2 separate regions of the Homo sapiens genome follow, and region 2 is linked to region 1. A link is a loop called in an ENCODE intact Hi-C map of the cell type or tissue named here. Cell type or tissue: heart right ventricle. All regions are shown on one strand. Each heading gives the region's core, and the rest is flanking DNA. Links, peaks and the distances in the headings are about the cores only.

The links. Peaks named below come from ENCODE experiments on the same cell type or tissue, not always from the same donor. Only the 100,000 strongest peaks of a DNase experiment are listed, where the experiment ranks them.
Region 2: it touches region 1 in a loop (2.7-fold over the local background); 6 of 110 quality-filtered maps call a loop at or near these places.

What each region holds. Positions count from the first base shown.
Region 1 is chr16:49,445,347-49,461,628 of GRCh38, forward strand. It overlaps LOC105371244 (a long non-coding RNA gene), which reads right to left and starts at 8,745. Exons shown (of 8, transcript XR_001752167.2): 1 at 8,659-8,745; 2 at 6,833-8,028. In heart right ventricle, for the core only: a CTCF peak has its summit at 7,404; no DNase peak of the experiment used is centred there; H3K4me3 peaks cover 1,660 bases; H3K27ac peaks cover 2,306 bases; H3K27me3 peaks cover 1,566 bases.
Region 2 is chr16:49,504,289-49,520,570 of GRCh38, forward strand. All of the region lies in intron 7 of ZNF423 (zinc finger protein 423), which reads right to left. It also overlaps the pseudogene ADAM3B. Among named protein-coding and RNA genes, the nearest start is that of LINC02179, 46 kb to the left of the region's middle. In heart right ventricle, for the core only: a CTCF peak has its summit at 8,960 (motif pointing right); a DNase peak (open chromatin) is centred at 6,573.

The DNA of each region.
Region 1 (16,282 bases), core at 3,156-11,155:
TGGCCTTGTGGACCTGGGATCCTGACACCTTCTCCTTCTTCCAGCTGACAGCCTCCTTTCTGCAGTCCCTGAGCCCTGACATACAGGATCTGGCTCATTTGAACAACTGCAAGGAGGGGCTGAGTGTTACAGGCACCTACAAGAGGCAGAAAAACAAGATAGAATTGGGCCAGGCCTGGACACTGTCTGAAGCTCCCTGGAGACTTCTGAATGAGGCATAGAACACAGGGTAGGATAATCAGCTTCCTTCCTGTCTCCCACCTCCCCATTTCATGCCCTATTCCCCAGCCAAGCCAAGACGCCCTGTTCCTTCTCACGTCTAGGCCTTTGCAGAAGCTGTGACCTCTGCCTGGAGCACCTCCACTCCTCTCTCCCTCTCTGCTTTCTACTTTTGTTAACAGCTCTAGTGAGACTCTATTTACACACAATAAATTGCACACTTTTAAAATGTTCAATGTGACAAGTTTTGACATATGTATACACCCATGAAACCATCACCAAAATCAAGGTGGGAAACCTGTCCATCACCACCAAAGTTTCCTCCTGGCTCGGTAATCCCTCCCACTCACCTCTTGTCCCCATAGCTAAGCAACCACTGATGGGCTTTCTATGCAGATTAATTTGCAGTTTCTAGCGTTTTATGTATATTGAACCATATGCTATGCACTCTTTTTATCCCTGAAATGCTTCTTTCACTAAGCATTTATTTTGAGATCCATCCACATTCTTGTGTGTATCAGTAGCTCATGCCTTTCTTTTGCTAAGTGATATTCCATTGTATGAATGCCATGCAATTTGCTTATCCATGAATATGTAGGTTGTTGACAGTTTGTAGCCATTAAAAATAAAGCTGCTATGAATACTCATGTACAAGTTTTTGGATGTACACCTGCTTTAATTCAACTTAATAAATACCCTAGGAGTGGCATGGTTGGATTGTACGACAGGTGTATGTTCAAATTTCAAAGAAACCACCAAACTGTTTTCAAATCAGCAGAATAAAAGAGTTCTAGTTTTTCCACACCATGACCAACAATTGGTCTGTCTCGTTAATCTTAACCAGTCTAATAGATGATCCGTGGTAGCTAGCTCCTAGTGATATGAATTTGCATTTCTCTAATGGCTAAAGATGTTGAGCAGCTTTTCATGTGTTTATTGCCATCCATGTATCTTCTTTGGTGAAGTCTCTGTTCAAATCATTTGCCATTTTCCATTGTTTTGTGTTCTTATTATTGAATTTTGAAAGGTCTTTATATATTCTAGAAACAAACCTGTTACCAAATATATGGTTGAGAATATTTTATCAAATTCTGTGGTTTGTCCTTTCATTCTTCTAGTGGCAGCTTCTAAAGAGCATCAGTTTTTCATTTTAATGTAAATGTATCTTTAAAATGTAAATTTTAAAGTCTAACGTATCTTTTTTTTTTCTTTTAGGAGTCATGATTTTTGTGTTCTCTCTAAGAAACTTTTGCCCAATCCAAAGTCACAAAAGCTTCCTCCTGTTTTCTTAAAGAATTTGTATGGCTTTATATTTTACATTTAGGCTTATGATACATTTTGTGTCAAAGTCTGTATGTGTAAGGTATAAATCAGAGTTGACTTATTTTGTGTATTGACATCCGTTGTTTCAACACTATTTGTTGAAATGACTATCTTTTCTCACTGAATCACCTTTGCACCTTTGTCAAAAGTCAGTTGTCCACATGTAGAGACAGAGCTCTATTTCTGGGTTCTCTATTCTGTTCTATTCATCTCTTTCTCCGTCTTTACTCCAGTACTACAGGCTCTTGATTACTATGGCCTTATTCTCAGTCTCAAAATCAGATAACATTGGTCCCAACTTTGTCTTTTTCAAAATTGTTTTGGCTATTCTAGCTCCCTTTACATTTCCAAATCAATTTGAGAATCTTCAAAATAGCCTACAGGAATTTTGATTAGGGTTGCTCTGAATCTGTAGATAAATTTGGGAAGAACTGACATCTTAAAAATATTGAGTTTTCTGACCCATGAACAAGGCATGTCTCTATTTATTTAGATCTTCCTTAATTTCTCTCAGCATTGTTTTAGAGTTTCCAGTGTACAGATCTTACACGTCTCTTCTCAGACTTATCTCTAAGTGTTTCATGGTTTTTGATGCTACGGTAAGTGGTATTTAAAATTTTAAGTTCTGATGGCTCCTTGTTAGTGTATAAAAATACAACTGATTATGTATATTGATCTTGTATTCTGTAACCCTGCTAAATATCTTCATTAGTCCTAGTGGCTGTTTTATAGGTGTCATCAGATTTTCTATATAGACGATCATGTTATCTGCAAATGCAAACGTTTTTACTTCTTTCTCTCTTTCTTTGTCTTCCCCCTATTTCACTGGCTAGCGCCTCTAGTACAATATTGAATAGAAGCAGTGAGAGACGACATTCTTGACTTGTTCCTTAAGAGAAATACGTTCAATTTTTCATTATGTATGATGTTACCTGTAGGTTTTTCCAGTTAAAGAAGTTTTCTTCTATTCCTAATTTGTTGAGATTTTTTAAAAAATCATCAATGGGTATTGAATTTCATTGAATGTTTTTTTCTGTGGCTATTAAAGTGATCATACCATTTTTTCCCTAGTTTATGAATAAAATGAATTGCACTGATCAATTTCCTAATACTAAACCACCTTGGTCATGATATGTTATCCTTTGTATATGTCACTGAATTCAATTTCCTAAAATTTTACTTAGATTTTTTGCATCTATGTGCATAAAGGATATTGGTCTGTAGTTCCCTTTTCTTGTAATGGCTTTGTCTGGTTTTGAAGACAGGATAATTCAGGCCTTATAGGATGAGATGGAAATATTCCCTCTTCTTCAGTTTCCTGGAAGAGTTTGTGTGTAGTTGGTATTATTGCTTTTTTAAATGTTTGACAGAATTCACAAGTGAAGCCACCTTGGCCTAGGGCTTACTTTATCAGAAAGTTTTTAATTACAAATTCAATTATTTTAATAAACATGGAGCCATTCAGGTTTTCTGTTTCTTCTTGGATGAGATTTGGTAGTTTGCAATGTTCAAGGATTTTGTCCATTTCATCTAAGATAGAGAGATGTTCATAATACTCCCTTATTATCCTTTTAATATCTATATATTATGTAATGTTGTCAACTATCTCATTGTTGATATTTGGTCCTTTTTTTTTGAGATGGAATCTCACTCTGTTGTCCAGGCTGGAGTGCAGTAGCACAATCTCGGCTCACTACAACCTCTGCCTCCCAGTTTCGAGTGATTCTTCTGTTTCAGCCTCCCAAGTAGCTGGGATTACAGGCACCCACCACCATGCCCAGCGAATTTTTGTATTTTTAGCAGAGATGGGGTTTCACCATGTTAGCCAGGCTTGTCTCGAACTCCTGACCTCAAGTGATCTGCCCGCCTCAGCCTCCCAAAGTGCTGGGATTATAGACATGAGCCACCATGCCCAGCTGATATTTGGTAATTTCTGTCTTCCCTTTTTCTTGATCAGTCTGACTAGAGGCTTACTATTTTTATTGATCTTCTAAAAGAACTAGCTTTTGGTTTTATTGTTTTTCTGTTCTCTATATGCTCTATTTCATTAGTCTACTCTGATCTTTATTTTCTTTATTCTGCTTATCTTGAGCTTAATTTGCTCTTGTATTTTCTAGTTTTTTTAAGGCAAAAGATGAGATAACTGATTTGAGAGCTTTATTCCTTTCTAATGTCAGAATTCAGTATTATAAATTTCCGTGTCAGCACTGCTTTAGAGATATCTCACAAATCTTGAAATAATGTATTATCACTTCCACTCAGTTAAAAATACTCTCTTTCAGTCGGGTGCGGTGGCTCACGCCTGTAATCCCAGCACTTTGGGAGGCTGAGACAGGCAGATCACTTGAGGTCAAGAGTTCGAGACCAGCCTGGCCAATACAGTGAAACCCTGTCTCTACTAAAAATACAAAAATTAGCCAGGCATGGTGGTGCACGCCTCCTTGTCCCAGCTACTTTGGTTCCCCCTCCTTGCCCCAGCTACTCAGGAGGCTGAGACAGGAGAATCACTTGAACCTAGGAGGTGGAGGTTGCAGTGAGCTCAGATCGCACCATTGCGCTCCAGCCTGGGTGTCTCAGCGAGACCCTCTCTCAAAAAAAAAAAAAAAAAAAAAAAAATATATATATATATATATATACACATACATATATATATATATATACACATATATATAAAAGAAATCAAAAGGGGAAAAGAGAGTGTATATATATATATATATATATACACACACACATATATATATACACATATATGTGTGTATATATATATATGTGTGTGTATATATATATATATATATATACACTCTCTTTTCCCCTTTTGATTTCTTTTTTGAACCATAGCTTATATAGAAAGTGTCACTTTGTTTCCAAATATTTGGAGTCTTTCCAAAGATCTTTCTGTTATTCATTTCTAATGTAATTTCGTTACGGTCAGAGAACATACTCTATGGTTTAAATCCTTTTAAATTTATTAAGGCTCATTTTATGGCCAATAATACGGTCTATCTTGGCCAAAGTGTATTCCGTGTGTACTTACAAAGAATGTGTATTCTGCTATTGTTGGGTGGAATGTTATATAAGTGTCAATTTGGTCAAGTTGGTTAATAGAGTTGTTTAAGTCTTCTATACTCCTATTGATTTTCTGTCTATTAATTATTGAGAGGGGGTATTAAGATCTCTGTCCATAATTGCAGGTTTGTCTATTTCTCTTGCAGTCTTATTATTTTTTCCTTCATTATTTGAAGCTCTGTTAACAGGTATATAAAAATTTAGAATTGTCATATCCTCCCAATGTACTGACCCCTTTAGTTTTATAAAATGACCTTTTTACCCTAGTAATATTCTTTGGTCTGAAATCTACCTTATCTACTTTCTTTTGATGACTGTTAGCATGTTATACCTTTTTCCATCCTTTTACTTTTAACCCTATTTGTGTATTTCCATTTAAAACGGAGTCCTTAAGCTTTTGTGTGTCTGAACAAATCTTTATTTTGCTTCATTTTTGAAAAATATTTTCACTAGGAATAGAATTCTGGTTTGACAGTTCTTTGATACTTAAACTTGATGTGCCACCATTTTCTGCATGTTTTTGTGTTTGGAGTTCATTGAGCTTCTTGGATCTGTGGGTTTATGGGTCTCATAAAGTTTGGAAAAATTTTGGCCTCTATTCCTGCCCTGTTCGTTTTGGGCCACCCCAATTCCATGTATATTAGACCACTGAATGTTGTGCCATGGCTCACGTATACTCTTTCAATGTATTTTTTAAAATTATGTTTGCTCTCTTTATTTCATGTTGGATAGTTTCTATGGCTATGTCTTCAAGTTCGCCAGGCTTTTCCTCTGCAATGTGTCATCTCCTATTAATTCCATGCAGTGCACTTTTCAGTCTCAGACACCGTAGTCTTCATTTTTAGTAGTCTGATTGCATCTTTTTCATGTTTTCTCTATTTCTAATTAACTTCTTGAACATACAGGATACAATCATAAGATCTGTTTTAATGACCTTGTCTGCTAAGTCTAACATTTACATCAGTTCTGGATCAGTTTTGATGGAATGATTTTCCTCTTCATCATGGGTCATATTCTCCCACTTCTTTGCACAGCTGGTAATTTGTAAATGGATGCCAGACATAATGAATTTTACCTTTCTAGGTGATGGGCACGTTTGTATTCCTATAAATATTCTTGAGCTTTGTTCTGGATGCAGTTAAAGCACTTGGAGACAGTTTCATCCTTTGGGGTCTTATTTTCTAGATTTGCCAGGTGGGGCCAGAATAGGGCTCAGTCTAAGGCTAATCATTTCCCACTACTGAGGCAAGAGTTTCCTGAGGGCCCTACTCGATCCCTGTGAATTATTAGGTCCTCTAGTCTGGCTGGCCGGAACAGGCACTATTCTTTGTGTGAGCACCAGATACTCTTCACTCTGATCCTCTGAATGATTAATTCCCAAGCTCCAGATAGTTCCCTCACATGCACATGCTGACTGATTTTCTGCCGAATACTTGAGCAGAATCTCCAGAGCTCTTTCTGAGTGCAGCTCTTTCCTCTTAGACCTTCCTGCCTGCAGACTCTCACCACCTTGGTCCTGACTCTCAGCTCTGTCCCCTCAACTCAGGAGGCCTGCCAGTCTTCCTCTTTGGTTCCCCCTCCTTGTGCCATGGCTCAGAAGCCCTCTCAAGGCAGTAAGCTGGTGCAATCACAGGGCTCGCATCATTTGCCTCTCTTCTCTCAGGGAACACTGTCCTGTATTCCTTAATGTCCAGTGTCTTACAAACCACCGTTTCATACATTTTGTCCAGTTTTTTCAGGCAGAAGGGTAAATATGGCTCTTGTTACTCCATCTTGGCTGGAAGTAGAAGTTCCCTCACTAATAGCTCATAAATCTTCACAATTCAGCCCACGTGTCACCTCCTCCAGGAAGCCTTCCCTCATGGCCTACAGACCAGGTTAAGTGTTCCTGCTATGGACCCCCCACAGCCATAATGCTTCATCTATCACAGTTCTTATTCATCTATATTGTTATTGCTTATTTATTTGTCCACCTCCTCAACTAGACTAAAGGTTCCTAAACATAGGGGTCTGTGTTTTGTTCACTAGACTCTGTCTGGCACATAATAAGTGCTTGACTAATGCTGACAATTTTGAACACGTCTTTTAGCTCCAGAAGATTAAAACAACGTTATCAGGGTTTTTCCCCCTGTGTACAGTCAAATACTGGGGACAGGGAAGTTTCATCTAGAAAGGTAGGGGTGTAAGGGGCACCTGCACCCCCTGGGGCAGCATGCTAACTCACCTATTTGTGTCTTCAAGACCCCAGAAATCACAGCTGGTAGGTGGTCAAGCAGCAGTGCTCTGGGGCGATTCTGAGGTAAGGATTGCAGGCAGAACCAGGGAGGAAGTTAAACAAGGGCTGGGCTTCCTGAGGATGCAGGGAGCTTCCCGGTCTCATAGTGAAAATCCTGTGGCTATGCAGCCATGTCATCCCCGTTTCCCCCCAGACATCAGGGTTCCCAAAGTCTCAAGGTTTTGTGGAGGGCCCCCAGCCTAGGTAGTTAGGGAGTAAAGCAAGTTTGCCAAATGACGGGATTTCAAATAATATTCAAGTCTATATTTGGTGAGGGGAAAAAAACTCACTCTTTTCCAAAGAATGAAAGGTTCCCCCACCCTCCCCTTCCTTTCTCTTCAATGATGGCATTTCCATAAGAGAAACTGCTTGATAGGCCTGTTCCCTTTAAATTATTTTCTAACGATCCAGGCAGTCATACGCACCGGCTGCCTCTCCTTGGCTCACCTTTCCTTTCAATTACTTTCGTTCTTCAGCTGAACAATGGCAGCGTCGCAGCCCCTCCTGGCTGGGACTGCTACCACTCAGCGCCTCTGCGGCCAGGTGGCCAGGCTGGGCTCCGGCTTTGTTCCCCTGGCCAGACGGCCGTCGTTTCATCTTCCTGTCTCCCCTTTCTGTGCCATTTAAACTTTAACCTGGTAGTAACTTTGCCCGCCTTGATTCCCGATTCAAAGGCTGGCAGATGAAAAGCCCTCCCCTTGGATGTGGCTTGAAAACTTCATCCTCAGTCTCTCTCTGTCTTTGAACTGCCTTGGAGCCTTTTTGCTCAGGCTGTTTTATTCTCCCTGGGACTCTAGCTTTTAGGCCTGGGGGCTTAGGAAAAACAGCAATAGGGGCTTCGCAGTTGGGGCCCTGGAGGACCCCCAAGTTCCCCTGAGGTGGGCAACTCAGGTGCCCCCAACACACACACCATCCCACCCCAGGGGCCTGGGATCTGTAGCCCAGGAGATCGTCTCTGGCCTTCAGGGCCAGTCCCCTGCCTCCACGCAGCCCTCCCCCATTCCGGCTTCCCTTCACAAGCCCCAGACCCACAGCAACTTCAAGGCTTCTAGCCCCAGGTGGGTCTTCCAGAAACTTTTTCCTTTTCAATGCCAGGCAGACCACTCACTGCTCTCAGATGTCGGGCAAGGCACAATGGGAGAATTCTGCAATCACAGAAAAATTCAGGAAGTCAAGACCAAATGGGACAGTGGGGAAAATAAACCACGGAGAGGGTTAGAAGTAAACTCAAAAGCAGACACAACTTTTCCTCCTCCTCCTCCTCCTCCTCCTCCAAGCAGGCCCCATATGACCAGGCCAGGCAGCACTGCCAAAGTCTCATGTGGCCCTGCTGTGTTGGATCCTCAGCTATGCTGGCGTTTGTCTACCAAGAGTAGTCTGTGTGCCACCCTTGTCTCTGCTGACAGAGGTAACGAATACTGAAGCGAGTTAAATGGTGGCCCTCAAAAAAATATGTCCCCATTCTAACTCCTGGAATCTGTGAATGTTACCTTATACGGAAAAGGTGTAATTATTTAAGGATCCTGAGATCATCCTGGGCTAAATTCAATGACAAGTATCCTTATAAGAGACAAACAGCGAAGAGACACAAAGACAGAGGCAGAGATTAGAGGGATGTGGCCATGAGCCAAAGAACACCTGGTGCCACCAGAAGCTGGAAGAGGCAAGGACCAGATTGTCCCCGAGGCTTCAGAGGGAGTGCAGCCTCACGGATACCTTGATTTTGGATTTCTGGGCTTCTGTTACTTTAAGCCAGCAAGCTAGTGACAATTTACCTTCAGGAAACTAATGTAAGTATGCAAAGTGCGGACAGGAGTTGCTATGGTCCTCACCGGAACCTGGTGCTGGGTGATGGCTCAGCCCCTCCCCACCCTGAGGACAGGCTCCCGCAAGTCTCAGCCTATCACAGTTGTCCCAGGACCCTTACCAGTGATTGGCTTAAGGGTGGGCATGTGACCCCATTTTAGCCAATGAGAGGGAAGGGGATGGTGTCCTGGGGAAAAATGGCTCCTCTTCCTTCCTAGAGTGTGACCATCTCTACCTGTGCGCCCACACGGCTGGCCTGAACATGAGGGTGAGAGGGAGCAATGGAAAGGCCTGCAGAAGGTGGGGCAGGAACAGGTTATGATGCAAGCCAGAGCCTAATCTCAACTGCAAACTTCCCACCAACGTAGAATATAGGAAAATGCTTCCTAAAGATGAAACTCTGATTCAAGACACTGGGGTCCCTGAAGGGACAACCTGGGCCTGAATCATGTCTCCTGATAGAAACAGAATATATCCGGGTATTGGGAGTGGAAGGAGCAGGACAGGGCCACCAGGAGTCTCCCAGCATGACGGGTTGGGAAGCCCCCTGGAATAGAGTGCCTTCTAAAGGGAAAGCCGGGAACACCAGCTTAGCTTTAACAAAGGTCTGAGCTCGGGGCAGGGAAAGGCCAGGACTCTAGTGTCTGGCAGGTATAGATTTGTCTCCTGACCACACCTCCTGGATTCATGCTCCAAGTCCTTGGGAGTGAGAAGAGCTTCTCTACAAAAATTGAAATTTTGGTTTTCATCAAAATTCAAAAGACAGTGAGACCAAGTAGCCTCGCCATGGGGGCCACTAACAGAGAGCAGCAGTGATGGGAAGCCCACTGCAGCTCCAAAGTTTGGGAGTGTCAGCCCACCAGCACTGGGGGCGAGGTGCTCAGAGACCACTGTAGGGTCAGCGGGGAGGACGGCCCAAAGGAGACAGCCAGACCCGGAGGGCCCAAGGCGTGGCTAGCTGACATCATGGTGCCTGAAACAGGTGCGGGATCCAGCAGAGCATGGGGACAGGAGCCAGGGGACCCCAACAACTGCTTAGGCAGCAGACATAGGTGCCCCTTGGTAGCTGACAGACATGTTTGCGAGTCTACAGGAGGCAAGCCTGGAGTAACCCCAAAATAATTGGGTGACAGTTTGAGGGGGTTTCTGGGAGTCTTGCAATATTTAGTGAAAGCAAAACCACACAAATATATGTCACTGCTGTGGATGCCCCCTCTGTGGCCCTAGGTTGGTGTGGCCAGGCAGACGGAGGTTGCTTTGATGGCAGTTCAGTCCCCAGCTACTCCTTTGAACCACCCCGTGGTTGCCAACCCTGGAGTACCTCAGAGCCACGTCACCTGGGGGCCTGTGAGAGACAACGAGGCCCAGGCCCCACCCCCACCAGTGAAATCAGGAGCTCTAGGCAGAACCCACGCTCCTATTTGTTCAAAGCTGCCCAGGAGATGCCACACAGCCAGGGTTGACACCCACTCTGTTCTGGTGCCCTCTGTCCACCTCAGCGGGAGGCGGGACAGAATCTCAACCTGCTTCCCAACCAGGGACTGTCAGCTTCTCCAGCTCTAATGTGGGATGTTGGGCTCAGCAGCTTCCCAGGACCCATCTGGCTCTGCTGCATCGTGAAGAGTTGGAGAGCATGAGACTTCTCCAAACTGAGAAAGAGAAAGAACGCTGGGGAGAGGGAGGCAGGAAGAGGGTGGCAGGGACAGGGACTGCAGAACCCCGTCCTCCCAGCTTGCATCACAGCCACTGCCCATGCCCTCCTCTCTGCCAAGGCTGAGTCCTCTGCAATGCCCAGGCCTTGGATGGGAGGGTGGGGATAGAGTGGTGGGATGTCCCCCACCAGGGGGAGGAGTTGCCCCTAGCATGCCCATGCAGGAGCTCAGAAACCGCTAATGGGCCTGCATGGTCATTAAGCAGAGGACATACCTGCTCATGGTGCCATCTAAACCCCATTTAACTCATCATTTAAATTTACTAACAGATGTAAATCCCCCTCAATGAGAGAGAGATGGGCCATCAGCACCCTGCTTCTGACACACTCCAAGGAGGCTGGGCTTTAATTTCAGGGCGGACGACCTTCTGGAGAGCTCTGGGCCCTGTAATGGCCATTTGCAGGAGATGATGACAGGCAAAATGGAGGGCAGGCAGCCTTGATGCTCTCCCTGTGAGAGGCATCCCCCATCGAGAGTCTCCCTTCCACCCCACGAAGGTCTCAGTGCCCTTCACCAACCTCCCCCAAGGCCTCCCCCATGCATGGCAGCAGCCCTAGGCTCAGCAGGCTTCCTGGTCCCAGGGCAGTGATGGTGACATCCAGCCCCCTGGAGTAGAATCTGTCTTTTCCCCACGAGAGAAGTGGGGGTCCTTGGGATGCCTGGGAGCCCCTGAGCTGTGCCCCAAGATGCTTGCTCCCTGAGGGACTCAAGGGGCTCAAGGCGCCACTCAGGCAGGGCTTGAAGAAGGAGCCATTTGCAAGCTGCAGCATTGCTTGTCGGTTGAGGTGGAGCCACTGGCCATTTTGGAACGGTCTTCTCTGTTCAGGAAAGGGCCTTTGCTTTAGTGGGCACAAGTTAGGTGAGTGAGCCACCATGGCTATGGGAAGGATGTGGCCCCAACTTTGGGAACCTGACAGGGGCTAACCCCATCCATCTGCACTGTCTACTTGCCATGCTGTGACACAACTGCCCTGGGGCCAAGAAGCCTCAAGGGGAGAGAATTGACACTTGCCTTCTTTCCCAAAGCAGTGACTCCCGGCTGGAAGGGACCCCGAGGACAGCAAATACCGAGAGGAGGCTCACCGCAAAGAAAGGGGAAGTACAAACTGTCCAAATGGCTAGGAGGGGAGGACGTTGGTTCTGACACAGCCTGGGACCTACTCCTGACCCAGACGTGTGGCTCGGAGGATGGGTTTCAGGAAGCCTGGCTGAGGGTGAGCACAGGAGGGTGAGCACAGGAGGCCGAGGCAGCTGGCTTGCTTGAGCCCAGGAGTTAGAGACCAGCTTGGGGCAACGTAGCAAGACCCCGTCTCTACAAAAAAATTCAAAAATTAATCAGGCATGGTGATGCATCTTTGCAATCCCAGCTACTCAGGAGACTGAGGCAGGAGGGTCACCTGAGCCCAGGGAGGCCAAGGCTGCAATGAGTTCTGATCATGCCATTGCACTCCAGCCTGGGTGAGTTAGTGAAACCCTGTCTCAAAAAACAAAAAACAAAACCAAAAAAACGCTGGAACCAGAGGAGACCAAACAAGTGCAAAGGAAAGTAGGAACACCCTTCTTTACAGAGCCTCTTACACCTGCTGGGGCTGGAGCAGCCACAGCCGCAGCCTTAGCAGACAGGGACACAAGTCGTCCACGGCACCAGGGGCAGCGGCCCGGGAGCCTGGGCAACCTGTTACCACCATTAGTCCTGCTCATTACCTCTCACCCTCCACTAGAGACCCGTGAAGACAGGTGTCTTGTCCTGTTCACTTCTGTCTCCCCAACACCTAGTACATAATTAATAATTCATAGCTTTGTATCAAACAATGAACAAATGATACATCTGAAACCCATTTAATGTGCAGACACACCTTGTTATCCACGTGCATCTCCCACTCTGGATTTTCCACAGCAAACACCTCCTCCTCCTGGCTCCTAGCCCGCTCCTGGGCCATCCCACCCTCGCTTTCTGTGAGCTCAAGGATTACAAACTAATCCTAATATATTTGCCTGAGCAGAACCTAATTAGGAAGGTAAATCTGCAAAAAATAAAAGGTAAAACAAAATAAAAACCCAAGGAGAGTGGCCTCTAACCCCTGGAGCAGAAGGAAAGGTGGTTTGGGCTTCCTTGTTCTATAGTGTCCCTCTCTCAGCCCAAATAAGGGGAAAAGCCTTCTCTCTCCAACAGGCAAGGCCAAAGGGAAAAGCAGAGGGGGGGTTTGTAAAAAAGGCAGCTGCACCTGCAATCCCACCATGGAAGTGGCCTTGGGGGTACATTTTACCTATCTTCCTGCTTCCAGGGCTTAGAATTTCAGATCCACCAGAGACTCCAGCAAATGGTTAGATATTTTTATTGCAAGGTAACTGAAAACCCAATTCCAAGTGGCTTAAGAAAAAAAAAAAGGCAGGTATGTGTGTATGTATGTGAGCGTGTGCAGACAAGCAGAATTTGTTGGTGCATGTAACCAAGAAGTCCAGGGGTAGGTAGAAGTGGCAAAATACAGCGACTTGAACAAATTACTTACTCCCCATCTCTCCTCCATATCTTACAGGCAGACTGTCTCCAAACAGTGTCTCTGCCAGCAACCAACCTCGACCCTCCCCACTCCACGGCCAATGGTCAAGAGTACCTTTTCTAGTCCAAGGAGCAAAAGTCCCAGACTAGCAGTGATTGGGCCTGATTGGCTCCTCTTCGGCCACATGGGCATCCATGAGCCAATCATATGGTCAGAGGGACTTACTACTTGAATGGGTCAGCTCTCGGTCACACGTTCTTCCCCTGGGAGCAGGGTAGTGTTCATCCACCTGCTGCCCAAGGATGGCAAGTAAGAGAGTGTGTGGCTCCTAAAGGAAGATGAACAAACAGAACGTGCTTGCTCCAATAAAGGGAAATGGAGGCTGCATGACAAAGAGGAGATGTCCACCATAAAACTGAATAGTGAGAAGGACAGGGGAAGTTTTAAAGTTCTATGGGCAGGCCAAACAATGGCCTGGAGATGGGAAAAGAATGACATGTGTTGAGTAGGACTGGTGGAGCTGGGCTGATGAGGGAGGAGCGTTCCAAAACTTAGATCCTCAGTCTCAGAGTGTAGCCATCATGGGCACATGGCCTGAGGTGCTCCAGGGCCCCGTGGTGCTGTGGAGTCCTGAAGGGCCTGGGCTGGCTGTGGAAAGAAGTATCTGAAAATCCTTGCTTTGGGGGACACCAAAATGATGTGTTAGCCTATGTCTGCTTTCTAGGGTAAATAAAGGTACACACACACACACACACACACACACAAACTAGCAAAAGAGAAGAGGAAGCAGCAGAAACATCAATCATAGGGCTGAAGCTGGAGCTGAGGAGCTGCTCTGTCTCCAAATCCATATCTACTTTGGGTTTTCTGAGGCAGAGGAGCCCACCAAGGAAAGCATCAGAACATAACAGAGAGCTGATCCCAAGGCACTGGGGATTGGCTAAATTGTGGGGCAGCCCAACCCGGGGCAACTCTGAAGGGATGAGTTTCCAAGGATCAGACATAATTCAGTCCAGGGGCATTTAGTAGGCATCTAGCGTGTGCAGGCCCATGGGCTGTGTAGTACAGAGTGAACAGTCAAGAGAAGTGCCATACGGCCTCTGAACCTTGAGCCAGGCTCATCACAGGACATCCTCACTCTGCCTGCATCAGCTTGTCAGTGGACCTCTGCAAGGGCAGAGATGCCTCTCATTCCTCTGGGAGGTCTCCTTGAGTCTGCACACAGCAGTTACTCAATATTTGCATCTGTTGACAAATAAGTGAATGAATGAGTTCCTCAACAAAAATGGACATGATATAAAGGAAGTTGCCATTTATTGAGAACTATTTATATGCCAAGTAGTCAAGAATGCTCAGTGATCATCTATGGTCAGGTTTATTGAGTGCCCACAGTGTTCCCATGCTAGAAATACACAGTGCATTTCTAGCCACTCTCAAGAACTTATGCTATAGAAGGTATCACCACCTCCATCTTCAAATGAAGGAAACTGAGGCTCAGAGGGATTAAGGAGAATGCTCATGGTTGCACAAATATGAAATGGAAAAGCTAGCACCTGCCAAAAATTAGATTAAAATATAAATCTCTTTGATTCTAAAGACAGACCAACCCAGCACTTGCTCCATTATTAAGTGAAATAAAAATCAAATTCACTTATACAGGCACTGAAGAAGGCCAGGTTAATTCTTATTTGGGTTGGGGAGGTAAAGGTATCCCAAAGTGGGTGGCATTGAGCTGAACCTGAAGGATGGAGGAGTCTTCCCATATAAGGTAGCATGAGAAGGGTCCCAGGAAGAGGGACCAGTGTCAGCAAAGATCCAGTGTTGCAAAGTTGCCAGGTGAGTTGTGGCACTACTGGGATGGCACTTTGTAAGCAAAGAAAATTCCAGATGGGCTAAGAAGCTGATGAGGCTGGATACAGAGATAATGGCCAGCTCACAGGGGTCTGAGAGCCCAAGGGCTTGTCCTATTATAATAGGTTCTATTTATTAAGTCTTCACTCTGTGCCAGGCACTATGCCAAGCACTTTCCATGTATCATCTTATAGCACTATTACTTATACTATTTGTAAGTACTTATTACTATTATCTTACAGTAAAGTATTACTTTCTCTACTGTACAGATGGGGCAACTGAGGCTTAAAGGGTACAAGTGGCTGCCCTAAGTCATGTGGCTAGAGGCTGGAACTCAGGCAGCCTGCCTGCAACCATGAGGTCTACTGCTGCTGCATGGAGAAGGGGAGGTTTGAGGGAGGCAGGAGGATGAGGACCCTGCCTCTTTCTCCAGCCGCACCAACCCAGCTGGAGGGGAGCTGAAAAGGAGGCTGTCGATTCAAGGCCCGCCCCAATCCCTGAAAAGGGGCCGTCACTTCGTGTGCCCCTTCCAAGCAGACAAGCAGAGCAAGGAGCAGATGGGAAGTTGCCCACCCAGGGACCAGCTCCAAACCTTCCAGAAACCTGCAAACATGAAACAATCATAGATGAGACGAGGCTTGAAAGCCACCATTTTTAAAATAAAAGGAAATCGCATAAAAGCTCTGGCAAAGATGACAAAAAAGAAAAGGAAACTTGTTAAGATCAAAAATGCAGGCAAACCTCAAAAAAGAGGCTTGGGATAAAGGAAGTGGGGGTTTTACCTGGGGGCTTCCAAGGGGGCTTCTAAAGTGGGTGAGGGTGGGGCTGTCCCCAGCCGGGGCTTGGGCGAGCTGGCGCCTCTGTCCTCCACGGGCACCTTTCATGTTACCCCCCTGCCAGGATCGTGAGGCTGGAGGACAGTGTAGAGAGGCTGGACACCCATTAAGTTTTCCAACTTGAAACTCATTCCTTTCCCTTTAAACTCAGGAAACTTGGAGCCCTTTCAAGGCACAGACAGGAATTCAAATGGCGCCCATCTCTGCCTTCTCACCCCTGCACAGGGAGGTCGGGTGCTTTTCTGTCCCTGCCCCGGGAGAAAGTTAATTCTTCACCCAGGTGATGAAGCGCTAGCCTGGTGGGACACCTCTGGCCAGAGTCACATCATCTGCCCCTGATGAAGGAGCTTTAGCAGGGCCTTTCTTGTCCTCAGACCCCTAAGGTGTAGATGGCAAGACAAGGGGCCAGCACAGCTGTAACTTCAAGCAGGCACCCTGTGTGGATTTGCTGAATAACATTTGTAAAGAAGAAATTCGCCATGCCACAGAGCAGAAGGCAGAGGTCAGGGTGCAGGGTAGGAGAAGGGCAGATGGCACCTCCAGGCCTCAAGGCTTAAGGACTCAGAGTGGCCCAGTCCTCCCAGAGGGCCAGGGGGGTCAGCAGGGGTTTGCACAACCTTTGGCTGTGATGGCTGACATGTTTGCTAAGCCCCCCTTTATCTCAGCACAGAGACAAGTCCACAGGGCCCACTG
Region 2 (16,282 bases), core at 4,069-12,068, 60 kb after region 1:
GGCACAGTGGCTCACACCTGTAATCCCAGCACCTTGGGAGGCCAGCACTTTGGGAGGCCAAGGTGGGCAGAACACTTGAGGCCACGAGTTCGATACCAGCCTAGCCAACATGGCGAAACCCCATCTCTACCAAAAATGCAAAAATTAGCTGGGCATGGCAGCGTGTGTCTGTAATCCCAGCTACTCGGGAGGCTGAGGCAGGAGAATCACTTGAACCCAGGAAGCGGAGGTTGCAATGAGCTGAGATTGTGCCACTGCACTCCAGCCTGGGTGACAAAATGAGACTCTGTCACCACCACCAACAACAAAAAAGTGGGCAGGATCTTAGAAGGTAAGAGAAAGGGTTGCTGCACCAATAGCTAAGACACTCAGCGACATTCCTGGCTGGAAGGTGCACAGATCATAGCAGCCCGAGACATCCTCAGCTGGGTGGGAGGGAGCCACAGCATCCCAGGACAACATGCCACCAGCTGAGTGCAAGCAGAGGGGCTTTCTCTGTGCTGCTGGGGCTGAGCCATCCACTGTTGTCTACAGTGTGGCTCCCAGTGCCAGCTAGTGGAAGAACAGAAGACCTCAAGAGACTTGTGGAACTGGGAGCTCTTTCCCCTATGGAAAGGCCTCACCTGCAGTCATAGGCCAGTCCAGCAAAGGGGGCCCTGATGGCTTACAAATGCTGCAGGAAGGAAGTGTCTGTGTTTGCTCTGGCAGGGCAGGTGGGAGGCAGGAAGGTGAGCACAGGGCACACCTACACATGACATGTTTTGCCAGGTTGGAAAAAAATAAGTGGGAGAAAATTTTTTCTGACTCTGCAAGCCTTTACCACTTTAAATATTTATTCATCAAAATATGATGAGAAAACCAAGATCCACATAGAGTCACCATATTCCACAAACCAAAAATCAGGACAAACAGCCAAGAGCTGGGATGGAGTACTTGAAATCAGGACTGTACTGGAAAATCTAGGTCACACGGTCACTAATTATACAGAACACATATGTTCAGGTCCCCAAACTAACCCAGTGCTTTTAGGATTTGCAAATGATATAAGGAAACTTTGATCGTGTCCATTTTTACTTTCTTCCAAATTTTGGTTAAAAGGAAAACTTTCCTGCATCCTCAAAATTTCTAGAAAATTAAGTCCTACAGACTAAGAACTGTTCTGGCGGATATTCTGAGGGGGCCTCCTCAGAAAACATGGCCCATCAACCCCCAAGAATGGCCCCCAGCCCCTCATGGCCCAGCCCCCTTGCTGACAGACCCCCAGGCTGCAGGGCAGAAGCTTGTAAGGATGGACCTAATTTGCTGTGATAAATTGTGTGCACGCACCAGTGATCAAAACTGCAGCTGAGACCGATTACACTTTATGATTGTGACGGTTCTTGGGAAACACGTAGGTGTACATCCTTGCCAGTCCAGAGAGGGGGTCCAACCTGGCACCCAGCAAAGGGTGATCCCGTCACCCAGAAAGGCAGGGCTCCATGGGCTGCCCACTCTTTGGAAGCTGGTCCCACTGATGAGGCTGAAGAATGCTGTGGCCTGGCCTCAAATGCCTCGTCTGCCCTCTCATACATACCCAGCCTCCAACCAAACAGTGGGCACATTGTCACTGCCCAGATACCTGCCCCACAATGATCAAGTGGGTCTGCCCTGTGCCCCCCACTTCTATCACCAGGCAGAAGTCACTGGTTTTCATAATGCAAACCAAGAATTATCTATATCGCCAGTCTGTCCCATCCCACTCATCTCACCAGAGGGGTGTGTGCTTTCGTGTGTGTGTGTATGTGTGTGTAGGTATATGCACAGTTTTAAAGTAAGGAGAGGGATAGGTAAGAGTGAAGTGTGAAATTAAGAGCACACGAAGAAGGCATCCGAAAAGCTGTGTGGTTCTTGACACGTACCTCACACTCAATACTGGAGGGTGATGATGGTGAAAGAACGTGTAGCTGGATGGATAGGGAGATGGATGGTAGATGATGGATGGATGGATAAATGATGGATAGGTGGGTAGATGGGTATGGGGGAATGGATGGTAGACGGATGATGGACAGATGGATGGATGGGTAGATGGAGGAATAGGTAGGTGGAAGATGGATAGTGGATGAATTGGTGAGTGGGTGGATGGGTGGATAGATAGGTGGGTAGGTGGAGGAGTGGGTGGATGACAGATTGATGGGTAGATGAATGAATAGATGGATGGATGGATAGATGAAATGGTGTGTAGGTGATGGACAGATGTATGGATGGATGGAAAGGTGGGTGGATAGATAGGTGGGTAGGTGGAGGAGTGGGTGGATGACAGATTGATGGGTAGATGAATGAATAGATGGATGGATGGATAGATGAAATGGTGTGTAGGTGATGGACAGATGTATGGATGGATGGAAAGGTGGGTGGATAGATAGATGGAAGGATCAGTGGACAGATTGGTGAGTGGATGGATAGGTGGAGAGATGGGTAGGTGGACGAATGGGTAGGTGATAGATTGATAGACAGATGGATTGATGGATGAGTGGATGGGTGGCTGGAGGATGGATGAGAGGATGGATGCATGGATGGATGGATGGGTGGATGGATTGGTGAGTGGATGGATGAGTAGATGGATTGGTGAGTGGATGGATGAGTAGATGGATTGGTGGGTGGATGGATAAATGTGTAGATGAATGGATGAATGGTGGGAGGAAGAGGAGTGCATGAATAAATAACTGGGTAGGACGGTAAACGTTGATGAGTTGATGAGAAGACAATGGGCTTTGGAGATCAAATCTTGCCTTGGCTAATTACTGTCTTTCTGACCCTAGCCAAGTCACTCGCTTCTCTAAGCACTCCTTCACTCACCTGAAAAGTAAGACTAATAATATCTACCTCATTGCCTTGTTAGAAGCTTCAAGTTAGATAACATATGTAAAAGGTTTTATAACATGTAAAATGCTGTATGGACACTTAATAGGGTCATAACTAATACTAACCACAGGGCTTTGTCATCTCTGTCAACTAAAAAACATGGATGATCCCACATTTTTTTTTTGGTAGATACGGGGTCTCATTATGTTGTCCAGCCTGGTCTCAAACTCTTGACCTCAAGCCATTCTCCTGCCTCAGCCTCCCAAAGCACTGGGATTACAGGTGTGAGCCACCACGCCTGGCCAATACCACATTTTTGATGTGGCAGCTTCTGAGGCAAAGATGAGGAAACAAAGATGGCGCCACAGGTCAGGGCTGCAGCTGTCTAGACTATACCTCCAGGTGTGGCCTCAGCTGGGAAACTGGTCACTGTGCAGGAAGCAGAGAGCCTCACTTGCCTCCTCCGCTCAAACACTCAAACCCAAATGAGTAGAACACATTCCACAACTCCCACCACAAGCCCCACTTCTCTCTGCCAGTATCCTACTTTAATGCCCAGGTCCCAAGCCTGTATTCAAGTCTACAAAATGGTGAGAGTCAAGAGCATTTCTAGTGGCCCCTAGAATGTTGCAGAGGCAGCAATGGTTGCAGAGGCACCAATGAGATAATAATTGCAAACTGTGAAGTGTTTCAACGGGGTTACAAACTCACAGTGCAAGTTGGTAATAAGCCAGGTAAGGAAGGCCAGTTGTGGGCTGTGTTGAACCAGGAAGCACATCCCAGTATCCAAAGGGGTCACACAGAAATGTCGGCCAGGGGCTGCCAGGCCTGATTTATAGAAAAATCAATAAATCCAGCCATTTAGTGTGGTGGTGAAGAGGACAGAAGCCGGGGCTGGTGGCCTGGGTCCAGCATTAACCAGCTCTGAGGCCTTGGGGGGTTAGTTGACCTCTCTGTGCCTCATTTTGCTTGTCTTCATATTAGAGGCATTGTGAGGATCAAATGTTTTTATGCCTACCAGTGCTAAGAACAATGCCGGGCACTCAAAAAGCACTAGCTAAATGACTCTTTATGATGATGGAAATTCTCTGTTTTAAAACACAGACAACCAGCTAGGCGCATGGCTCATGCCTGTAATCCCAGCACTTTGGAAGGCCAAGGCAGTAAAATTGCTTGAGGCCAGGAGTTCTAGACCAGCCTAGGCAGCATAGTGAACCCTATCTTTACAAAAAATAAAAACGTTAGCTGGGTATAGTGGTGTGCACCTGTAGTCCCAGCTACTCAGGAGGCTGAGGTGGGAGTACTGCTTGAACCCAGGAGTTCAAGGCTGCAGAGAGCTATGATCACACCATTGCACTGCAGCCTGAGCAAGATTCTCTTTCTTAAAAAAAAAAAAAAAAAAAAAAAAGTGAAAATAGAATATAGAGAACCCTCTAAAAGTTCCACAATCCCCAGGCCATGGACTGTGAGTTTTCACCCTCTGCTCTATAAAAGTGTTCAATGTTATAAAAACAGTGACTTCTCCTTGTGCGTCCCTTCTCCCCTATGTGAGGAGAGACCGGGTTAGATTGTTCTGGATGCTCCTGAAGTCAGGGAGGGCAGGGGCAGGCATGGTTCCTTATCCTACTGGAAATCCCCTCCCTGCCCTAGACAATTTTAGCATCTTGCTCCTCACCTTCCACCACGCTTCCCACCAACGCTGTATTTTATTTACCCTAGAACCCCAAAGAGCATAAGATGCTCCAGTATTTTATGTATCACAACAAACAAAAAATATGACCAATTAAACTACAGCACACAAATGAGGTATTGCAACTTAATGTAAGAGAGGCTCTAAGGAGGAAAGCTGTGTATCTTAAAATACAACCGTGAAATAAGGCAACAGCTCCCGTATACTGAGCTCCTACCATGTGTCAGAAACTGGACTCTCTGCTCTTTATATATTATCTTTACTTCTCCCAGTTGTTCCCGTTTGACCGATGAAGAAATTGAGGCTCAGAAAAGCAAAGTGGCTCGCTAAGTCGTCTAGCTGGTAAGAGGTGGTACATAGATTTTAGCCCAAATGGCCCTGTCCTAGGATGACTACCTCCTTCCCTCTCACTGTCCCCTGCCACTCCCATCCCTGCTGTCCCCTGGGACGCCTAAAGGAGACACCAAACTGAAACTGTCACTTTCCCTTGCTCATATTGCAGCCACACAGTGAATCTCAATGCAGCCCCGGACAAGCCCCAGTCCGTCCATGATTGATTCTGTCTAAACTTCAGAAGCAGAATGAGTGGAGCCACATTATTGACACAGCAAAATTAATTTTCTGCCATCTCCTCTTCCCCATGCCCGGCCCCCAGCACCTCGCCTCTCCTATGAGTATTGGCGCACGGCTGCTGACGGGTGCTCCTGAAATGCCAACTTGCATTTCTCATCATTAATTTCTTTGTAAATGTCATTAGTAATTGTTCCTGCTTGACCAAAGAGTACAATCCAGGCTTCCACCCAGAGCACCCTGGTCTCTCGTTGATGGGGGCTAAGACATCCCCAGCCATGCCAGACCCCAGCCTCCTGATGCAGGCAGCCATCCCCGCTCCCAATAAGTCAGGATCACAGGCTGCTGTATCAAGAAAGTTCTGACACAAATGGAGTTCAGTAACACAAAACATCCTGCCCTTGGTGTTAGGACAATGGTTGTATGTTCAGGCTGCCTGGGTTCAAATCTCATCTCTGCCCAACTATGCCTCAGTCTCCCCACCTGTGAAACGGGGATAACAGCAGCACTGGCTTCATAGGTTTGCCCTCAGAATGGGAAAAAAATCAAGGCAAAAGGATTCCCTTAGTGCCTGGTTGGTGGTGGTGCTACCATCGTCCTTCACCTTGCCTCTTACCACCAGGGTTGCAGGTTCAGCTCTGCCACTTACCAGCCGTGGGACACGACATCAAGCGAGTGGCTTAAACTCGCTGTTGAGCCTGCTTCTCCCATCTGTGAAAGAGGGACAGTGATATCCACATCAACTCTGCCAATTCCACCTCAGATGTTGCCTCCTCCATGTGGCCTTCCTAGGGGACCAGGCACCATGCTCGATGATCTACAAGCATGATGCTGCATCCCCACAGTAACCCTCCAAGAGGGGCACTGGCAGCCCACTGTCCAGGTGACGACAATGAGTCACCGTGAGGGAGGTCACATGCCCAAGGTCACATTGACAAAGCAACTCTGAGGCCCCCAAACCTCATTTCTGGGGGGTGGACGTTGACTGTGCTCCTTGTCCCTAGAAGGCCCAGGACACAGGCCTGAACCCTTCGCCGCAAAGCAGTAAAAATGAGGCAGTGCTTCCTGAGTGCTGCTAGGGACCTCACAGCAAGCCCTTCCCGTGAGTAGCTTCTTACGACCTCACATGAGTGTGTCTCCTTGTTGTAAATGGGTAAACTGAGACTCCCCATGTGGGCAGAGCTGCCAGGAAAGCAGAGCTATGAGCCCAGGTGGTCTGACAGGAGTGTCTGTGTCTGTGTCTATGTCTGGGGTCTTCCCCTCAGGCCCCAAGGCCCCATGTCTTCCCGTGTGAGAGGCTCCCTCTTTGTCTGAGTCAATGCGGGGCAGGGCTTACAGGGTGCAAACCTCTGTGGATGTGGAGCCGGTGAGGCGCCGCCACTCGCAGTGTTGTCACTGTTACTAAGAAACTGAAGGCATGTGGTCCCGGCTGAGGCAGCGCCGGGGAGGGGTTCGGCTCGCCACACACACAATGGCCACCGGCCTGAGGCTCCTGGCAGCTCCCCCGTGCCCATCTGTCGAGATGGCATGGTGCCCTCTAAAGTTGGTTGGCCCCCTGCCCTAGGGCATGAATGACAGGCTCCAATGGGCAGACGGGCAGCCGGAGGCTGATTCCAAGTGCCATCTCTGCCTGGAGCTGGGCCTTGAGGGGAGGCCCCCCAGTCCCCACCTGGGCCTCCACACACTTCATTGCTCAGGCGAGCTGACCCTCAAGGCTCACGAGGGTATCTGAGCACAGCTGGACACAGACTTCTGTTTCAACACTACCCCTCCGGTGCCCGCTCCTCACTGCGCCTCTGTGGTGACCAGGGAGAAGCCATTGCTCACCCAGGGCTGTCCAGACCAGCGACAGTATCATGCCCCGGGAGCTGCATGCAGCCTCCATGTCACCCTCTAGAACGCCTGCCTCGCTGGGAGGTGAGGCCCACTTCGAGACCCTGCACCCAGAGACCTACCCTTGGCTTCTAAGGGCTTTGAGAGTCATCTCCAACCCCACTGCCTCAGCCCGCAGGCTGCGAACACAGGCACTCATGTCAGACTGCCTGGCCTCACATTTCTCCACGCTGGCAGCTATGTCCACATGGGGAGCCTCAGTTTACCCATCTATGACATGGACCTCATGCGTGAGGTCCTAAGAGGCTACCCACATGAAGGGCTTACAGTCAGGTTCCCAGTAAGCACTCAGGAAATGCTGTCTCATTTGTACTACTTTGGGGTGAGGGGCTCAGGCCTGTGCCTTGGGCCTTCTAAGGACAAGGAGTGTTGTCAGTGTCCACCCCAGACTTCTCCCAAGGCAGACCACAAACTGCCACACATGGCCCCTCAGGAGACACAGCTGCCTCCAGTAGTGGCAGCAATAATAATCATGTCAATGACAACAGTGATGATGATGATGATGATGCCACACCTTATTAGGTTGGGAACACCCTTGCCCCACTTGACAGTAAATAAACCAAGGCTTAGAGACACAGACCAACTGTGCTCGTAACACAGTAACTTACAGGGAGCAAGGGCAAAGCTCAGGCTCCACAGTGCCCCTTAATGTCACATGGGGGCCCAACTGTGGGGCTCTGTTTTGTGTAGCACTTATGTTGTATTTAGTATGTAGTATGAGTGATATGGTATGATGCAGCACTATACTATACTATACTATATACTATACCATATTACATCACATTATATTATATTCCACAAACACATAACAAAAATTCTGTTTGTCCTTATTAGCTTACTTTCCCCTCCCTGCAACATGTGAGGGGCTTAGTCTATGCCTCTGTTTGTCCCCAGCACCTATGCACAGCTGGCACAGATCAGGTGCTTAGTAAACACTTGCAGGCTAGATTGAGCACGTCCACACATGATTGATTGAATGAGTCAATGAACGCATTAACAGAAAGCCCACCACCTCCAGACCACAGGCAGGGCAATGACTAGGGCTCACCAACCTTTGACTCTGACCCAGACCCAATGCTGGGAGCTTTTCAGGCATCACTGCCTTCAGCTACCCCAGTACCAAACAAAGAAGGGCTCTTCAATAACCCTGGTCTCTTGAAAGCAAGAGAATGCCGGTGACTTGCTTATGGTCATGGAGCTGCTTGGTGGCAGGGCTGGCATCTGAGGCCAGACTGTGAGCTCCACAGCATGGGCATGGCATCGCCACAACATGTGGTCACATTCAGTAGAATTCAGGCTGTGCTGGGCTCTGGTTTCCTACCCTAGTGGGGAAGGCAGGAAGCATAAAGTGATCCTATTGGAAAAGGGCCACAATGACCCTCAGCAATCCTTCTATCCTAAGTGCTATAAAGTGCTTTACACATGCGAACTCCATCTTCACAACAACCCGAGGCAGCAGGTCTTACCCCATTTAACAGATGTGGAAACTGAGCCCAGAGAAATACAACATCTGCAGTAGGAAATAATGGGCGGCTGGGCACGGTGGCCCATACATGTAATCCCAGCACTTTGAGAGGCCGAGGCAAGTGGGTCACTTGAGGTCAGAAGTTTGAGACCAGCCTCGCCAACATGGTGAAACCCCTGTCTCTCCTAAAAATACAAAATTAGCCAGGCATGGTGGTGGGCACCTGTAATCCCAGCTACTCGGGAGGCTGAAGCAGGAGAATCACTTGAACCCGGGAGGCGGAGATTGCAGTGAGCCGAGATCGTGTTACTGCACACTCCAGACTGGGTGACCGAGTGAGACTCTGTCTCAAAAAAATAAAAAAGAAAATAATGGGGATTGGGAGACTTCGGGGGGTCAGCAGCCAGCCCAACTCTCAGCCCTCCCCAGGCTCCTGGCCTCACAAGTGGCTGACTCCAGCGTGAGCAACAGGTTCTCACTCCCTGGAACCACCACTGGGTGTCAGCCAGCAACTTCAGGCCACACCCATCTGGGCCCTGGTCTCCCAGCAGAAGTCAGGTTGACAAGGATGGGGCCATCTCTAAAGCAGGAAGGAGGAAGATGCCGCTACTCACAGAAAGCGCAGCCAGAGTCAAATGCTAAGTATGTGCCTAGAGCACTTTTGATTTTTAATTATTATTAGTTATAATTATCTGGCTGGATCCAACAGCAGCAGTACAAAGAGACAAGGAAACTGGCTCTTTGGTTACCCATCTTATAAGGACCAGGGATTTTAAAAATGGGCTCCCGGAATCTGTGGGTTTCCCCTTCTTCCTTTTCCTCCTTTCCTGCTTGTGTTCTCTTTCCGACTTTCCAGGAGCTCAAAAAATATGTTAACACATATGGGGATGGATGGATGGATGGATGGATGGATGGATGGATGGATGGACGGACGGATGGCAAAGGGTGTCTTCACTCTCCAAAAACTCACGTCAGAGTGGAGAGTTTGGTGTAGACGTAGTGACTTACAATCCATATGGCCAACGGAATCAGGGGGGTTAAACCAAGGGCTGGAGAAACCAAAGGAAGGAGAATCCGAGAGGCTTCTCAGGGGAGGAGGCACTGGAGCTGGGCTGATGCATTAAGAGAAAGAAAGGGTACTTCCTGCAGGCAGATAGGCAGGTGTACGTGCATCTAGGAAGCCCCATCTTGATCTCACTGGGTAGGCGATGCGAGGCCAGCCCAGGAGAATAATGCAGGAAGGCAGTGGCCGTCTGTCCTGCTTGCCCCTCTAGTCCCTCTGCCTTTTTATTCTGTTCTGAGAACACCCCAAATCTGCTTGGGCCTCAGATACTTGGTACTGGCTCTTCCCTCTCCTGGAGGATCCCCCAGCTCTTCCCCACACTGGCTCTGCAACCTCCAGGATTGAGCTGAAATGCCAGCCTTTCCTGACCACCCAACACACACACACACACACACACACACATGCACACGCACATGCGTACACACACACGCACACGCACACACACACACACATGCACATACACACACCACTCTCCATCACAGTACAGCGTTTTCACATTCTGAAATCCCCTAGTTCATGTATTTACTGACTTATCATCAGTGTCTCCCAAAGCATGTCAGCTCCATGAGAATAGAAACCCTGTCTCCTTGTTCCCAGTTCTGTCTCAGGCTCCTGAGGTGGTGCCGGGAGTAGGTACTCAGTAAATGGAATCAGGGCAAGGGCTGAATCAAATGTTCTCAAGGGCTAGGAAGGAAGGGTCCCAAGGGAGCTGAGATCCCGCCCCTGTCTCAGAGAGCTCTCCCTCTGGCCGGGTACCAGGACCCTGCCTGGCAGAGCCCGGCTCACCCTATCGAAAGGGCTCCGGGTTGCTTGTTAGAATACCTAGCTCTGCTTTTAATCAATTGTAATCATTTAGCTGGAAGCAGCATGATTAGGCACACACAAGCAAACAGCATGAGCTAATCCTTTAAATGCGCCCGCTCAACGCTGGGCTGGCCGCTTTGCCACCGCGGGCCCGGCTCACGGAATCACTTCCTGCAGCCCCTGGCTTTGTCAATGAGGGAGTCAAGATTCCAGGGCGTGGCGCTGGTCCAACACCCCAAAACCATCTTCATCAAGGACATGTGCATGTGTGCGTGCACACATACACGCGCTGTGAACTCTGACATGCCCTGGCAGGCAGTGCCCCACAGCTCCAAGATCCCAGAAGTTCTATGTCTAAAAAGACATCTCTCTAGTTCAAGTTCTATTCCCCCATGACAGGACCAAGCAAGTCATAAAGGGGAGAAAGGTGGCAGCACCATGAACCTGAGGTCTTAGGAAGTCCCTATCTCCGTGACGAGAATGAATCCTTCCTCTCCCCAAGCCCAGCCTAAGCCAAACCCATCCTGATGCTCATTTGCAAGCAACAGGGTTTGCAGGGTCCTGGCCTCGAGCTGCAGCCTGGCAAACGTGGCCATGCACAGCCCTGGCCCCGCGCGCACAGGCCCCATGGCGTTCCCACCTGGGCTCACCCAGGAGCAATTTTTCTTGCATCCCCTGTTACTGCTACTTGTGCTACCTGCTTGGCCCAACTACTAAAATAGTTTCTGGGTCCCCTGACAACGAAAGCTTTTTATAGTTCAGCACTGCAGGCCTCATTTAAATCTATTAGCTCATATAAATGGCAATTTATTTAAACTTTGGAGGGTTTCTGTTTGCCTTGGTGGCAAAGACAATCCAGCTTTATGTGTGGCTCTGCCATTTGCAAATGACCCTCGGCAAACCGCTTAACTTCTCAGAGCCTCAGTTTCTGTATCTGTAAATGGGGATGAGAGTACCTTGTTCATAGGGCTGTACACAATCCATGCAAAGTGCTCAGAACAGAGCCTGGCCCGCAGCACAGACCTAGGGCCCAGGGGTGAAGGCCATGAGAATTGTCTCTGGTACAATTTCAGGGGAGCTTGTCCACTGTCTAACTCCAGCCCTGTATGGCTGGTAAGCCGCATATGACCCTCATGCACGCATCCCCACAGTGAGGATGAAGAACAGGAAGCAGCAAGGCTCTTAGGATGGGGAGATGGAGGCACCATCCGTGCCCAGTGTCTGTGGGCACAGAGGTGCCCATGGGGATGCAGAGACAGCTGGGCTGGTGGGCAGAGGCGACCCCTCCCCTCAGGGTGGCTAACCGCTGGCATGGGGCCGATAGGGCCCCAGGCCTTCATCTGCTGAGGCCTGAGGCTGGGAATGCAAGGCCAACAGCTCTGACATTTGCGGGCTGTCTTGCACCCCCAGTCAAATCTACATACCACCCTCCACGGCGCCCGGACGTGGCTCAGAAATAGAGGGTCCTAAGAAAAGAGCCCAGGTCAAAGGCGCTCAGAGAAGTAGGGGAAGGGGGACCCGAAGCCCCGGCCCTCTGGCCTCCATTCCATGCCCTTTATGCCCCGTCTCACTGCCCTGGGCACCTGGCTCCTCCCAATGCCCCAATGTGGGGTCTCCTGTGCCCACAGCCCTGAGGCTTGGTGGGATGCCACACAAGGAAGGACTTGGAGTCTCACTTTGTTCAAACTCAGGCTGGAAACCATGAAAGCAAAGCAAACTCCAAGGAGAGGGAATCCCCAAAGCCATCTGATCCTCAAACTGCCCAGAAGTCAATGTCAATAATAATCACAGGCAGCGTCTGCTACATGCTCTGTGTGCCAGCCACTGTGCCAAGGGCCTTTTGCAACTGAACTCTTAAGTAGGAACTACTCACACCCCTGCCTTACAGGTAAGGAAACTGAGGCTTACGGCTGGTGCATGACAGAGCAAGGTTTTAAATACGGAGCTGCCCTCACAAAGACTGGGCCGCTCCCTGCTTCACTCTTGGCAGCATTTCAGACACGTGCATTGTTTGCACACTTCTACCGACAGGGACCTCAGCACTTTCCATTTCTGGACAGTTTTCCCGCATACTGCAAATGCTCAGTGTCCATCCAGGTCATGCACCCCTTCCCTGAAAAGCACCCTGAACTTGCTGGTTTGTATCATATGATCCTACCCCCAGCCACAGCTCACTGGAGCAGGGTGGACAGCTGACCCAGGCTCACCTACCAGATTCCCCCTCCAGGGATCTAGCACCTGTTGCCTGAGGGCTGGCTGCCACCGCTGTCACTATCTCTGGGGTTTCCTGGGTGTTCCTTCTGGCTACCTGTGTCACCAATCCTCACACTAAATCCTCTCTGTTGAGCTACCTAGGGTGTCTGTCTTAGCAGAATTGACAGGAGCTGTGGAACCTTGACCACCTTCCTCCTTGTACAGAGGAGCCCAGAAAGTCAGGCTGTAGAGAGAGAGGACAATAAAAGCCAGAAAGAGGCAGAAGGCAGGGACCAGGCAGTCTTAGAGAAGACAGAGTGTAGCTGCCTTATTTAAGTGACACTTGGCTCCGGGAATAGGGCTGCCAAAAACCCAACATTGCTTCCTGCTCTTAGCATCCAAAATCCACTCATGTCCCTACAGCTTAATTTCCCTTCTAGCTTGCGCCAACTGCAGAGAGTGATGCCTGAGCCATGACTATCCAGGACCAAAACCCCTGTTCTGAGTTGGCGCCCACTGCCAAAAGTCTTGGAGCCACCTGAAGCAATAAGAACCCCTCCAGGACCCAGAGTTCTTAAAATGCTCGAAGACAACTGTCCCTGCATTTCTTCTGCAATCCATCCAAGTCTTCTCCTGGTTAAACAGACTTAGGACAGACTCCTGGAAGCACCTCGAGGTCAGACTGGATCCCCTACTGCCTGGGTTTTCAAGGTGTGGGGTGAGCGTGGGCAGGTGTATATGTGGGTGAGGGTACAGGTATATGGACAAAGCTTAGTCTCCCCTATTTCTTTTTCTCTTGCTTTCAAGTCATAGGATTTATTTTGTTTTGTGAAATTGAAAGCTTTAAGCCATAACAAAATGAGAGAAAACTTTTTTTTTTTCATTGTTAGATCAGGCCAGTTAATGGTGAGTTTCTTGGTAATATCCTTTCTCCACCCTATGGCTTCGAAGTTATCACTTGGGCTACTTTAACTCTGTGACTCGTTGTTGTTCCTGCTGCTGTCTTCTGAGATAGATATGCTGCTTACTGTTCCCGCTTTGCTCCAAAATCTCTTCATTTTATTCCATTTAAGACTAACAATAGCAATTAAAATGAGCAAAGGTAAAAAAGAAATGTAGAAACTGATCAAAAGACCATTGTTTTTAGGAGCAGCACGTCGTTTTGGAAACAAGGTACACTTTTTTCTACCGTAAGCTAAAATCCATCATTAACACTTCCTCCTGGTGATGATATTGGCGGCTCACAATCTGGAGGAGCATAACCAGGATCACACTGACAATGGAAAAGTTCATTGCAAGCCCTATTCTCTCTGCAATTTATGTTATATCTTGTTATATTTATGTCACTAAGATATTTGCATCCTTGGAATCTACATAACCTGTGTTGACCACATGCACTTGTAGCTTCTGCATAGGTCCCCCATTATTTTGAACCATTTCTTGCATGTGCAGACAAACATACATGACCCCCAAGGTAAGTATATTGTATATCAAAGTCTGTCATTGATACTGTTTCTGAATGTGTCCAGTGACAATCTTTCCACAAAGAATATCATAAAAATGACAACGGGAACCACAGTTTCCAAATTTGTCATTTAGAAAATTCACTTTTTCTGTACACAGAACACTAGCAGACTTAGAAAATTTTCCAAATAACTGTGCGCACTGTCTGTCCCTATCTCTGCATTCTCCTTTAAAGCAATATCTAGTCTTATTGCTGCAGTATTCTAAATCAGCAGCTTTCACATCAGTTACACAAAACTCAGATGTTCCATTGCAAAAAAAAAAAAAAGTCTCCCCTATTTCTTCCCTGCAACTCCGACCTTCAGCCACTGACAACTACTGGTCTGTTTTCTATGGCGATATATTTTTACCTTTTTCCAGAATGTCATGTCAATAAAACCATACAGCATGGAACCTTTTGAGTATGGCTTTTGTCATGTGACATTTGAGATTTATCCATGGCACCAGGGACAGTGGCTCACGCCTGTAATCCCAACACTCTGGGAAGCCAAGGCGGGAGGATTGCTTGAGCCCAGGAGTTTGAGACCAGCCTGGGCAGTATCATGAGACCCCACCTATAAAATTAAAAGTTAAAATTAAAAAATTAGCTGGGTGTGGTGGTGTGCACCTATAGTCCCAGCCACTCAGGAAGCTGAGGTGAAAGGATGACATGAGCCCCGGAGGTTGAGGCTGCAGTAAGCCATGATCACACTCCTGCACTCCAGCCTGGGTGACAGAGCCAGACCCTGTCACTTAAAAAACAAAACAAGATTCATTCACATTGTAACATGTATCTGCAGTTGCCTTTTACTGCTGAGAATGTACACATGACCTGTACCAATGTAACACATGACCCCATCTGTTACCCATCCTCCAAATAAGGGACAACGAGCAGGCCTCCGGTTTGGGGCCATGACAAAGCTGTTATCATCATTCATGTAGAGGTATTGGTGTGAGTGTAAATTTTCCTTTTTTTCTTGGGTAAACACTAAGAGTGGGATTACTGGGTCTAACGGTAAATGAACGTTTAACTTTATAAGAAACTGACAAATATTTTGTCACATGGCCATACCATCTTGCACTGCCACCAGCAATGTGTGAAAGTTCCTATCCCGCCCTCACCAACTCTCAGCATTGTGAGTTTTTCATTTATGTGGGTGGCATCAGGCTATGGTTTTCACTTGCCCTTCCCTAATGACTAATGATGTTCATTTTCTTTGGTGAGACATCTGCCAAAAGATTTTTGCTCATTTTTTAGTTGTTCTGTGTCCCGTCTCATTATGGAGTTTTGAGAGTTCTTCATATAGTCTGGATACAAGTGCTTTATTCGATATGTGATTTGCAAATATTTTCTCCCAATCAGTGACTTTTCATTCTCTTAACCATGTCTTTCAAAAGCAAACTTCTTACATTTTGATTCAGGGTGTAAATCAGATAATATCTGTCCCCTGCTTGGTTTCCCATCATGATGGAGATAAAATCCAAAGTCCTTCACTGTCCTGAAAACCTTGCCATGATCTGGGCTCCACTGCCTCTGCCCCAATTCACTGTGCTTCAGCTGCACTCTGCCTTCTGTCATCCTAGCCCTGGCACCCAGTGGCCACAGGGCCTTTGCACTCACGGCTCTCTTCCACACAATACTGCCTTCATGCCATCGGGCCTCAGCTTGCATGCCACCTCCTCGGGGAGGCCCTCCCTGACCACACTTACCAAGGAGTGTCTGACTTCAACCTCCCAGCATGCTCTAGCCCATTATTTGGTTTTATTTTTTTCATGTCATTGGCTCTTATTGGAAAGTGCCCATCAATCCCCTAGAATGCAGACCCCGTGGGTATTTCTTCATCTTTTCACCACTGTCTTCTCAGGTGCTAGAAACAGGGCCTGGCACATCATGGGCCCTCCACATACTTGCTTCAAACAAATGAATAGGAAAGCTAGTTCCCTCTCATGTTCCTAATTATTCGGTTGTGAATTTGCAACAGTTTGTCTAAACTCCTTTGAATTAATCTCAGTCTTTTGGGCAGAGCCCTCCGAACTTGGAATCAAAGAGGACTCACACCTCCCTTATACTGGCAACTGTGCTCCTGTTAACGCAACCTAAGAAAACATTACGTTTGGAGGGAGACATGTCAATGTTGACAGAGACCAAGCCTGTCATGGTTCAGTTCTACCTCCTAAACTTCTATTCCTGCAGCAGCACTTCCTGGTCCTGCAGTGAGCTCAATCCTAAGCCTAGAATCTTCTCAAGACCTCTCAGCCC